2 separate regions of the Homo sapiens genome follow, and region 1 is linked to region 2. A link is a contact called in ENCODE Hi-C or POLR2A ChIA-PET data. All regions are on one chromosome and are shown on one strand. The core of a region is the stretch at or near the end of the contact, and the rest is flanking DNA. Distances in the headings are between cores, read along the strand shown. Region 1 overlaps CABLES1 (Cdk5 and Abl enzyme substrate 1). Region 2 holds the start of GATA6-AS1 (GATA6 antisense RNA 1 (head to head)).

The links. Hi-C counts contacts between places; a loop is a spot of excess contacts on that map. ChIA-PET counts read pairs that join two places held with the same protein, here RNA polymerase II (POLR2A). Pooled maps may share reads with other maps.
Region 1: a map of ascending aorta shows a loop between it and region 2 (7-fold over the local background). The contact joins the enhancer-like site here to the promoter of GATA6-AS1 in region 2. A Hi-C loop is called at or near these places in 1 of 168 maps with a recorded cell type or tissue (ascending aorta) and 2 of 50 pooled maps. POLR2A ChIA-PET finds 5 or more read pairs at or near these places in 1 of 52 experiments (AG04450).

Annotation. Positions count from the first base shown.
Region 1 is chr18:23,229,248-23,233,815 of GRCh38, forward strand. The region is part of intron 4 of CABLES1 (Cdk5 and Abl enzyme substrate 1); the gene reads left to right. Among named protein-coding and RNA genes, the nearest start is that of CABLES1, 96 kb to the left of the region's middle. RefSeq lists enhancers at 2,494-2,653, 2,774-2,823. Within about 2 kb of position 2,729, at least 22 of the 41 ENCODE cell types and tissues checked have a DNase peak (open chromatin) inside an H3K27ac peak, as active enhancers do; they include ascending aorta, where a contact is called at or near this core.
Region 2 is chr18:22,165,881-22,170,217 of GRCh38, forward strand. It overlaps GATA6-AS1 (GATA6 antisense RNA 1 (head to head)), which reads right to left and starts at 3,088. Exons shown (of 2, transcript NR_102763.1): 1 at 2,787-3,088; 2 at 1,018-2,503. GATA6 (GATA binding protein 6) reads left to right here and starts at 3,709. Exons shown (of 7, transcript NM_005257.6): 1 at 3,709-3,802. RefSeq lists an enhancer at 1,354-1,857.

The sequences.
Region 1 (4,568 bases), core at 1,479-3,978, 1.1 Mb after region 2:
CTAAAAATACAAAAATTACCCGGGTGTGGTGGCAGGCGCCTGTAATCCCAGCTACTCGGGAGGCTGAGGCAGGAGAATCGCTTGAACCTGGGAGGCAGAGGTTGCAGTGAGCCGAGATCGCACCACTGCACTCCAGCCTAGGCAACAAGAGTAAAACTCCATCTCAAAAATTATTAAAAAATAAATTAGTATTTGAACACTAGATGTGTCTGGGAAAAATCTGGCTCTTTCAAAGAAAGTGAAAACTTCAACTTCAGTTTGCTTTTAATTACTTTCAGCTGCAGTTCGACATTCTCTAGCTCTATTTCCTGGTGCTGGAGAGTTAGTGCTGGCATTTCAGCCAAACAGATATTTCTATTTTTAATATACCATTTTAATGAGAATTCAGAACAATGATCTTAGAAAATACCAAGATTTCATCACACTCCACTGGGACTTCTGCTTCATTCTTTCTCACTGGAGTTTTTAAAAGATTCTTTTGGAGCGAATCTCCACCATTCAGAGTTCCTTTCTGCATGCAACTCCAACGTTCTAGGCTTCCAAAAGAGAGGGACAGCAAAGACCATGGGTCTTGCCTGCTTTTCACTCACACATAAAGACTGAGCAGTTGCCTGAGCTGTTAAGCTATGTGGCACAATGTGAAACTGCTGTTTATGGGGGTCAAGTACGACCAAAGAACAGCAATTTCATGTTTCATGTTAATATCAGAAAGATTCCAGCAACATTGATCAGAGCCCTTACCTAAGAAGAATGAACCCGGAAAAGTTTGTCAGCCTCTTTGTGAAAGATGTATTTTTTAGATCCCAAGAGTCTTAACATATACAAATTAAAAAGCTATGAGAAGGGCCAGGCGCGGTGGCTCACACCTGTAATCCCAGCACTTTGGGAGGCCAGGCGGGCGGATCACAAGGTCAGGAGATCGAGACCATCCTGGCTAATATGGTGAAACCCTGTCTCTACTAAAAATACAAAAAATTAGCCGGGCATGGCGGCAGGCGCCTGTAGTCCCAGCTACTCGGGAGGCTGAGGCAGGAGAATGGCATGAACCCAGGAGGCGGAGCTTGCAGTGAGCTGAGATCGCACCACTGCACTCCAGCCTGGGTGACAGAGCAAGACTCCATCTCAAAACAAAAACAAAAAAAACCTATAAGAAACTGACATTGTTAGAAATGAGATCTGTTTTGTTTTCTGTGGACGGCTGACTATGCCCACGCCTGTACGTGTATGCTCTTAATTCCAGGCCAGCAAAATGGTAGCCCTGAAGTTAGTGATAACCTCTCCCTGAATCTGAGGGAGGAAAAGCGTGGAAAAGTTGCCCTCTGCCATCACGAAGCTGTCAGTGTTCTAGAGCTGAGATGATATTTATTACTGTATCAGCGAAGTTTTGAAGTGTGACTAGCTTTGGCGTACAAGAAATACCTCATTTCTTCTTTTTAAATCTACTTAATATGAACTGTAAACCCCCCTTCTACAAGGCTGAGGGGAAATTGAGACTCACTTTTCACTGGGCATTCCTCCCTCCCCATCTCCAGTATTGTGCAAAGAAGGGCCTGGAACCTACTGTAATGCCTAGGATTTGGGGAACACATGCTGGTTGTTGTTCCTTTGGTTGCCCTAGCACTGCCAAAACTGTCACACCCGCCCCGTGACCCCTCCAGGCAAAAAGATCTGCTGCTCTGTGCCAGATGTGAATTACGAATCTTTATCATGGCTGGGAGCCCTGTTCTTGGGGTGCTGATGGTGCAAGGCATGGGTCCCATTTGATCATGGACCCCATGGTCATTTCCCTTCCGACTTAGGAGAATCTTGCACTGCTGCTCCCTCTGCAGTGGCCTGTAATTTAAACATCCCCAGAGGCAATAGGCAGAAAATAGGCCACTCTTGGGAAGAAAACTGGGAGACCAAATCCATGTCACTGAGTATCTATGACTATATTATCTTGCCATAGGAACTTATAAAATAAGGGTAGCAAAAGTCCTGCCAAGGAAGCACTGGGTCTTAGTAGTCACTAGCCACATGTGGCAATTTACATTTAAATTAATTAAAATTAAATAAAAATTCAGTTTCTCAGTCAACTGTTCACATTTCAAGCACTTAGTTGCCACACGTAACCATCGTATGGAACACGGTAGATAAGGACCATCTCCGTCATCACAGGAAGTTCTGTTGCGTGGCACTGGTCTGTAACAAGCCTCACGTGTCTCCAGTAGCAGTTGAGGGTGGCCCCACTATTCTTGCTTATTTTCTTACTCGGCTTAGCCTTAGCAATTTAGAAAGTAGAATGACGTAAGTAGAAAGCCAGGGGGAAGTGGTGACTGCAGTGAGTCACGTTATTTCTCGAGGGACCAGTTCTGTGGGTAGGGTTGGTGGAGCCTTGCCCGTCTTTCTTGTGGTCCCAAGTGTCGCTGAGACGCTTGGACAATCCACTGGAATCCCTGTTTCTAAGAATCCCTGTTTCTTTAAATGGGTTTGGGTTTTATCTCATGGAATAGAATCTTGGACTTTATACGAGCACATGACTATATTTTTTTTTTGTTAGGGCTTCATTTCCTTTGGAGGAAATGCCAAGAAGGGGAGTGTGGAAGAGGCGCGACTGGTTTGGTTCTGTTAACTGTGATGTGTGATGTGCACATTTGGCGGCAGGCAGACAGCTGGCCAGGACAAGGCTGCCCCGGGGAAGCAGTGAGCCTGTGAGCAAATTGAAGACAGATGAAAAGGGGCACAGTGGAAAATCACCCAAGTTTCATGCCATCTGCATGTACCAGTACCGGCGAGACAGCAAAGAGCCACACTAGCTCAGCTCAGTAAATAGTTCGTTACATATCAGACGTTGTATAGACAGGATATGAAAATGGACTGAGACTGCCCCTGCCTGCAGCCAGCTCTCCATCTGAGAACCCTCTCAGTATGGGCTTATTGGAATTCTCCTTATTTCCCTTGGCCTACTCACTCCAAAAAGATATTCCCTACTTCTCTCTTAATTTCAGCCCTAAGTAACATTCTCCATCTGGCAAAATGGAAACAAGGAGAAAATTATTTGGGAGTTGGGAATTTGAAGACCATGCTTGCTGGCTTTGGCTTTGGAAAAGTAGGAAGCCCATGGAACTGAGCTGCTGGTCCTTGAATGAAAAGGAAGACACTGCTGTTTTTGTCCTGCTCTGCATGTGGTCAGTCCCCTCCCTCCCTGCCCACCGCAGGTATTTTTGCTTCATTGCCTTGTTCACGTTTTTGCTTTGTAGGCACTTCCCTATGCCAGTGCCCCTGTGCATTCATCATCTCCATCCTTAATTGCTTTAAGAAGCCTTTTGAGAATCGCCCTGGGGTGCCTGCATAGCAGCTGCAGCAGTAGGGCAGACGGTCTTGTGGGTGTGAACAGAGTTGGTTGTTGGCTTTCTTCTGCATGACTTTGGTGTCGATTCTGAACGGGACTCCAGAGATGTTTTGAGGGTGGCACTACCATGGCCTCCCAGGAAGCCTGCTGTGGAAATGCAGCACTTACTGGGCACAGAAGGTCTTGGGCATTTCTGTTAATTAGACTCCACATTATGGGTAGGATAAGGGAGCCGGCTCATTCATGTAATGCCCAGAGACTAGGATGATGGCTCAACAGAATCAGAGCATCCCTGTTTTTTTTTCTATATTGGAGGATAGCTTTTTTCCCTTCTCTTCTCACCACTCGCTTGGCTCCCTCCTCTCTTCTTACCTGATGACTTTGTCTTTGGCTGGGAGCAATTTGCCCCTGCCTTATATTCGTTCTTGCATAGGTTGTAGGAGATGACCCCTGAATATGGTCCCTCCATCCAGGCCACACAGCAAGTATGCTGTGGGTCTGAGGTGCCTTTGACTAACAGGCACTGGATGTCAGAACATGAAGACCTGGTCATTCCCAAACATGGCTGCAGTTTAGAATCGCCTGGGGAGTGTTTAAAACTCCTGGTGTCCAGGTCACAGCCCATGCCAACTGCCTGGGGGTGGGAGCCAGATAACAGTTTGTCAGAGATCCCCGTACAATTCTGATATGTGGCAAATTTTAAAAATTACCGTAGGGGAAGGGTGTGGTCCTTTGAGGTGTGAGCAGTTACACCTGAGCATAGGTCCATCTTGCATCTCCACGGCAATGTGATGTACTAGAAATGACATTGGATGAACTCTCCAACCTACCGTCCTGGTGACCTTGGCAATCTCCCAAGGGCCTCAGTTTCCTCCTCTGTAAATTGGATCAAAATAGTAGTACCTTTCTCATAGGGTCATCTTAAAGAACCAAAGAAATGATGTGTGAGTCTTTGGAAATAGTAAAGTGCTAAATAAATGCTTGTTTGGCCAGGCATGGTAGCTCACACCTGTAATCCCAGCACTTTAGGAGGCCAAGACGGGAGGATGGCTTGCGCCCAAGAGTTTGAGGCTACAGTGAGCCATGATCACACCACTGTACTCCATCCTGAGCAACAGAGCAAGGCTTCATCCCTGAATGAATGAATGAATGATTACTTGTTATTACTAGAGATTATTCCTCTATTAAAAGATATTCATTTTCTAGGTGGTCTGTCAAGGTAGAAGTGACTACTGTG
Region 2 (4,337 bases), core at 1,838-4,337:
GTTTCCCGAGATTTAAACTTAAAGAAAATCACCGCCAGGACTCTGGTCGACGGCCTACCGTGCAGTGCGGCCGCTGAGTGGGGGACACGCCGCCCGGAACCCACCACTGGCCCCAGACGCTGGCAGGGGTGGGGGGCTCTGAGGTGACCCCGGGTCCTTGGGTAAAAGCGTCCCAGAGACGGGAAGAAATATGGTATAAGCGAGAAGGCCTCATAAATCTGGGCTGTTAAAAATCTAAGTTAAAAATATGTTTTAAGTCAGAAATGCATTCTTTTTCCTTATGAAACATCGCCGAAGCAGCCAGTTTTGTGACAGGATCGTAAAATGAGCGTGAGTTTGCGGGGGTGGAGGTGCACGGGGACGCGGGTCCTTGCTGGGTCTCGCCGCTCCTCCGGAAGCGGCGCAAGACTGGGTCCCCAAACACCCTTCCCGTTTGGCAGCCAAGCCCCCGCCCCCTGCCCAATTGGCTGCAGTGTTCTGGGTGGATTCGAATCGCGAATAGTGGTGTGGCGCGGCCGAAATAAATCAACCCTGGGGACAGGCCGCGCCCGGGAGCCAGCCCTCTGTGAGGGTAAGGGGGACGACTTGCCCAGGAGGGGCCGCTCATTGGGTCGAAACAGTCCGGAGAGAACAGTTTCGTTCAAGATTAGCAAATCCCGAAAGAGGAGACATGCGAGGGTGAAAGAAAAAAAAAAAGGAAAGGAAGGAAAAGAAAAAATATATATCCCCACGAAGAAAACAATAACTTTTAAGAGCTGTCCGCGTACTTTGGACACTAGTGGGGGCCTTCTCCCCAGCTCTTGGGTTTCTCCCTAGTTTGGGGTGCACCTCTTCCCTCCAAACTTCCTAATTTGCCGGCCTTCCAGACCAGCTGGGGCGCGCCCAGGAAGCTCCACGCGCGGGTCTGGGGCTCATGGGAGTGGCTTTGAAAACATGCTTGTCTTCCCCAGAGCGGTCCCTAGCGCCAAAGATGCATTGGGGAAAAGGCACATTGGAGACGTCAGGCAGCCTGGTTTTCTGTCTGAATCAACTGTACGAGTTAAACAGTTTTATTTCGAAATTAACCAACATAAACAACAACAACAACAACAACATTCACTACCCATTCCCTCGTTAGGTTGGAAAACCAGTCTGAAAAAATAAATACAATCTGTGACCATGAAAAGGAGCAATCACTTATTTTTCCCATATGTTTTGAACATTATTTTTAAAAATAGATTGGGAATCTGGAGGGTAAAATGCCGGGTCCCTTCCCGAGCCCTTAGAGCCCGAACGTTGTCGAATCGGTCAATGTCCACCCCGCTGCTCACCTCTGTCCCAGCAGCGCCGGGGCCAGCGCGCCCTCCCGCCGCGTCTGCGGAGCTGCGGGAAAAGCAGGTCCCCGGGGGGTATCGAGTGTCCAGGGATATCCACGCAGACATCCTTGTACTTGCAAATACAAAGAAACACACAGGACAGAGATCAGGCTCGCGCCAGGGCTCGATCTCCTCGGGGCTCAGGGTTGGAGGCCGTACACAGCCTGGACACAAACTGAGCCAAAGAGTTTATTTTTAGCAAATAAGATATGAGTTTTTAGAAAATTGCTTCGAATAGCAAATCCGAGAAACATTATTTCAAAACGTTGGAATCAAAGGAAATCAAATGCCCACAACCCATTTCCGTCAGTGCTTACAAATGAGCTTCTGCAAAACCCAGTCCACTTAAACATTTGGTCGGAACTCACGAAAAGAACCAAAAGCAAGGCATTCCGAGTCCTGGCGGGGGTTGAGCGGCCGGGCGGACGCCTGGCTATCTCTTCTGGGAGTCGCGCATTCGATCGCATTCAGGTTAAAATTTAAAGCCCCTGGATCCTGCTCCAGTCGCCAGCCTCTCCATTCCAGAGTTTTCTACCTTCAGCCTTTTCCAAATGCGGCCACGCTGAAACTGGGAGCCGCCGCAGTGATTGGGGGAGGCAAAGTGGAACGTAATAAAAGTGACTAAATTGGATGAGAACGGTTTCTGGACCTTCTCGGTAGCAATTTAAAATTCAGAAGTGTTTAGAAGCAATTTACAACGAAGAATGAAAAACGAAGAATTCTCGCCAACTTCCTGAATTCCTTGCCCCCTCCCCCGCACTGCCAGGCCCTGTCCCGCTCCCCCAGGAGCCACAAGTTCACAACTCACAGTTACGTGCAGAGGAAACAACGCTTAGCTACGAGGTCTCACCATCTCTGGAAACCATACTTTACAAGGCACCTCTCCACCCCAGTTCAACTCTGCACAGGCTCCTCTTCCTTCCCTAACTGGGAAAACACGAAAATAGAAACAAAACAAAAAACCAGAGCCTAAACGCTTTCTAGGAGACCGACCTTCAGAAAATCATTTACTTGGATTTACCTGGGCGGGGGGTAGGGGGTGGGGTCGGGGTAAAGTATAAAAATTCATTCTCACAAAAACAACGCCTCTTGTCCTAAAGTCTCCCTCGGCAGCCTTCTGGGGTCACGTCTGTCGGAAGAAATCCTTTCTGTAAGCGAAAGGGAGCGAGACATATATCACGGCTCCTGCAGCGGACGAGCCTGCGGCCGCGCGAGTTGCCGCTGACAGATCGGCGCTGATAACCCCGCGACGTTCATTTCCAGTCCCTTTTGCCCGCTAGGGACCGTATCAGTTTGTACAGAGTTGTGATAACTGTTTGGAGGGAGCGAAGAGGGGGTGTGTATATGAACGTGGGGGTGGGGAAGCAGCATTTAGCGCTGGGTCCAGGGAAGGTGACACCCCCTCTTCGCAGTGACTTATCTGTGACTTACCTGAAACTCTCCAGGGAAATATCAGAAACTCTCCAGGGACATCAAAAGTTGGAGAGCGTCCTCGGACACGACTGATGTGGAAGCCCTTTTCCATTCTGCGTACCCCATAGACTACCTTTCCGTACATGACGACCCGAGTTAAAGTTCCCAAAGGTCAGCTGGGGAATGTTGTCTTGAGGTTCCCGAAACCACCACGACCTGAGCCGTAGCATCCCGAGATAGGGTCGGAGAAAGTTTAAGGTCGGTCTCACACAACTTCAGGGCAAAAAGCGCATTTGCTGTGAAGGGGCTAGGCGGGGGTTGGGGGGCGGGGGGGCGCAGAGCACGTTCCCCCTTCCTTCTGGGGGCGTGCTGACCCAAGGTCTGGAGCGCCCCTCCCGCCGCGGCGGCGGCGCGGGACTGTGCACTGCCAACTCCTCCCGTGCCAAGGCTCCCTCCCCCTCCCTCGTGTGGGTGTGTGTGTGCGACTGCGGGAGCGGGAGGGTGCACCGCCGCTGGATGGGTGCGGGTCGCTAGCCAGGTCAGGCGTTCTGTGGCCTCCGCCCCTCCCCCGGGGTCCCTGGGCTCGGTGCCCCCCGGGTGGACTCGCCCCCACTCCGGGGACAGGGCTTGCGGCTCAGCCCACGCCCGCAGGCAGCGCGGCTCTCATTGTCTGCCTGGGCGGCGCGCTCCCCTCCCCCCTCGCCGTCCCCTCCCCACCCTCTTTTCTCTCCTCCCCTCGATCCCTCCTCCTCCTCTTCACCTCCAGCGCCCAGCTGCTCGCTGAGCGCAGTTCCGACCCACAGCCTGGCACCCTTCGGCGAGCGCTGTTTGTTTAGGGCTCGGTGAGTCCAATCAGGAGCCCAGGCTGCAGTTTTCCGGCAGAGCAGTAAGAGGCGCCTCCTCTCTCCTTTTTATTCACCAGCAGCGCGGCGCAGACCCCGGACTCGCGCTCGCCCGCTGGCGCCCTCGGCTTCTCTCCGCGCCTGGGAGCACCCTCCGCCGCGGCCGTTCTCCATGCGCAGCGCCCGCCCGAGGTTCGGCTGCTTCCTCCTCGCGCGATCTCCCCGCTTTCCTCCCCTCCACCCCTACTCGTCGCGGGCCCCTGGCCTCCGGCTCTCCGGCCCTCTCCAGGCCGCGGTCGGCTCCGACGGTGTTTCCCTCCTTCCCTCCGGGCGGGCTGAGGCGGCTCCCAGGCTCCCGGGACACCGCGGACCAACTTCTAGTCTCTTTTTCTCTCCTCGAAGCGCTTATCTGCGCGCAGCCTTATCTCCGAGTTATCTCGGCGCAAAGGGGCGGGAGCCGGTAGTTAGGCAGGCAGAGAAACTTCTTTCTTGCTATCTAGCCAGGTCTGTGTGTGGGCATTAATTTTAGTGTGGTAATCTCCGATGAGCCGAGGCGATTTGGAAGAGCAGCCTGGAGGAGGCCAGCCCGGCTGCATTTCACCTCCCTCCCCCACTCGCTCCGAGTCTCCCTGTCATTCTTCCTGCTCTCCCATTTGGGGTCGCCTCGGCTCTGGGGCGGTCTCACGCTCCCCCCTCCCCAGCCCGTTGCGTTCCCCCTCCTTTTCTC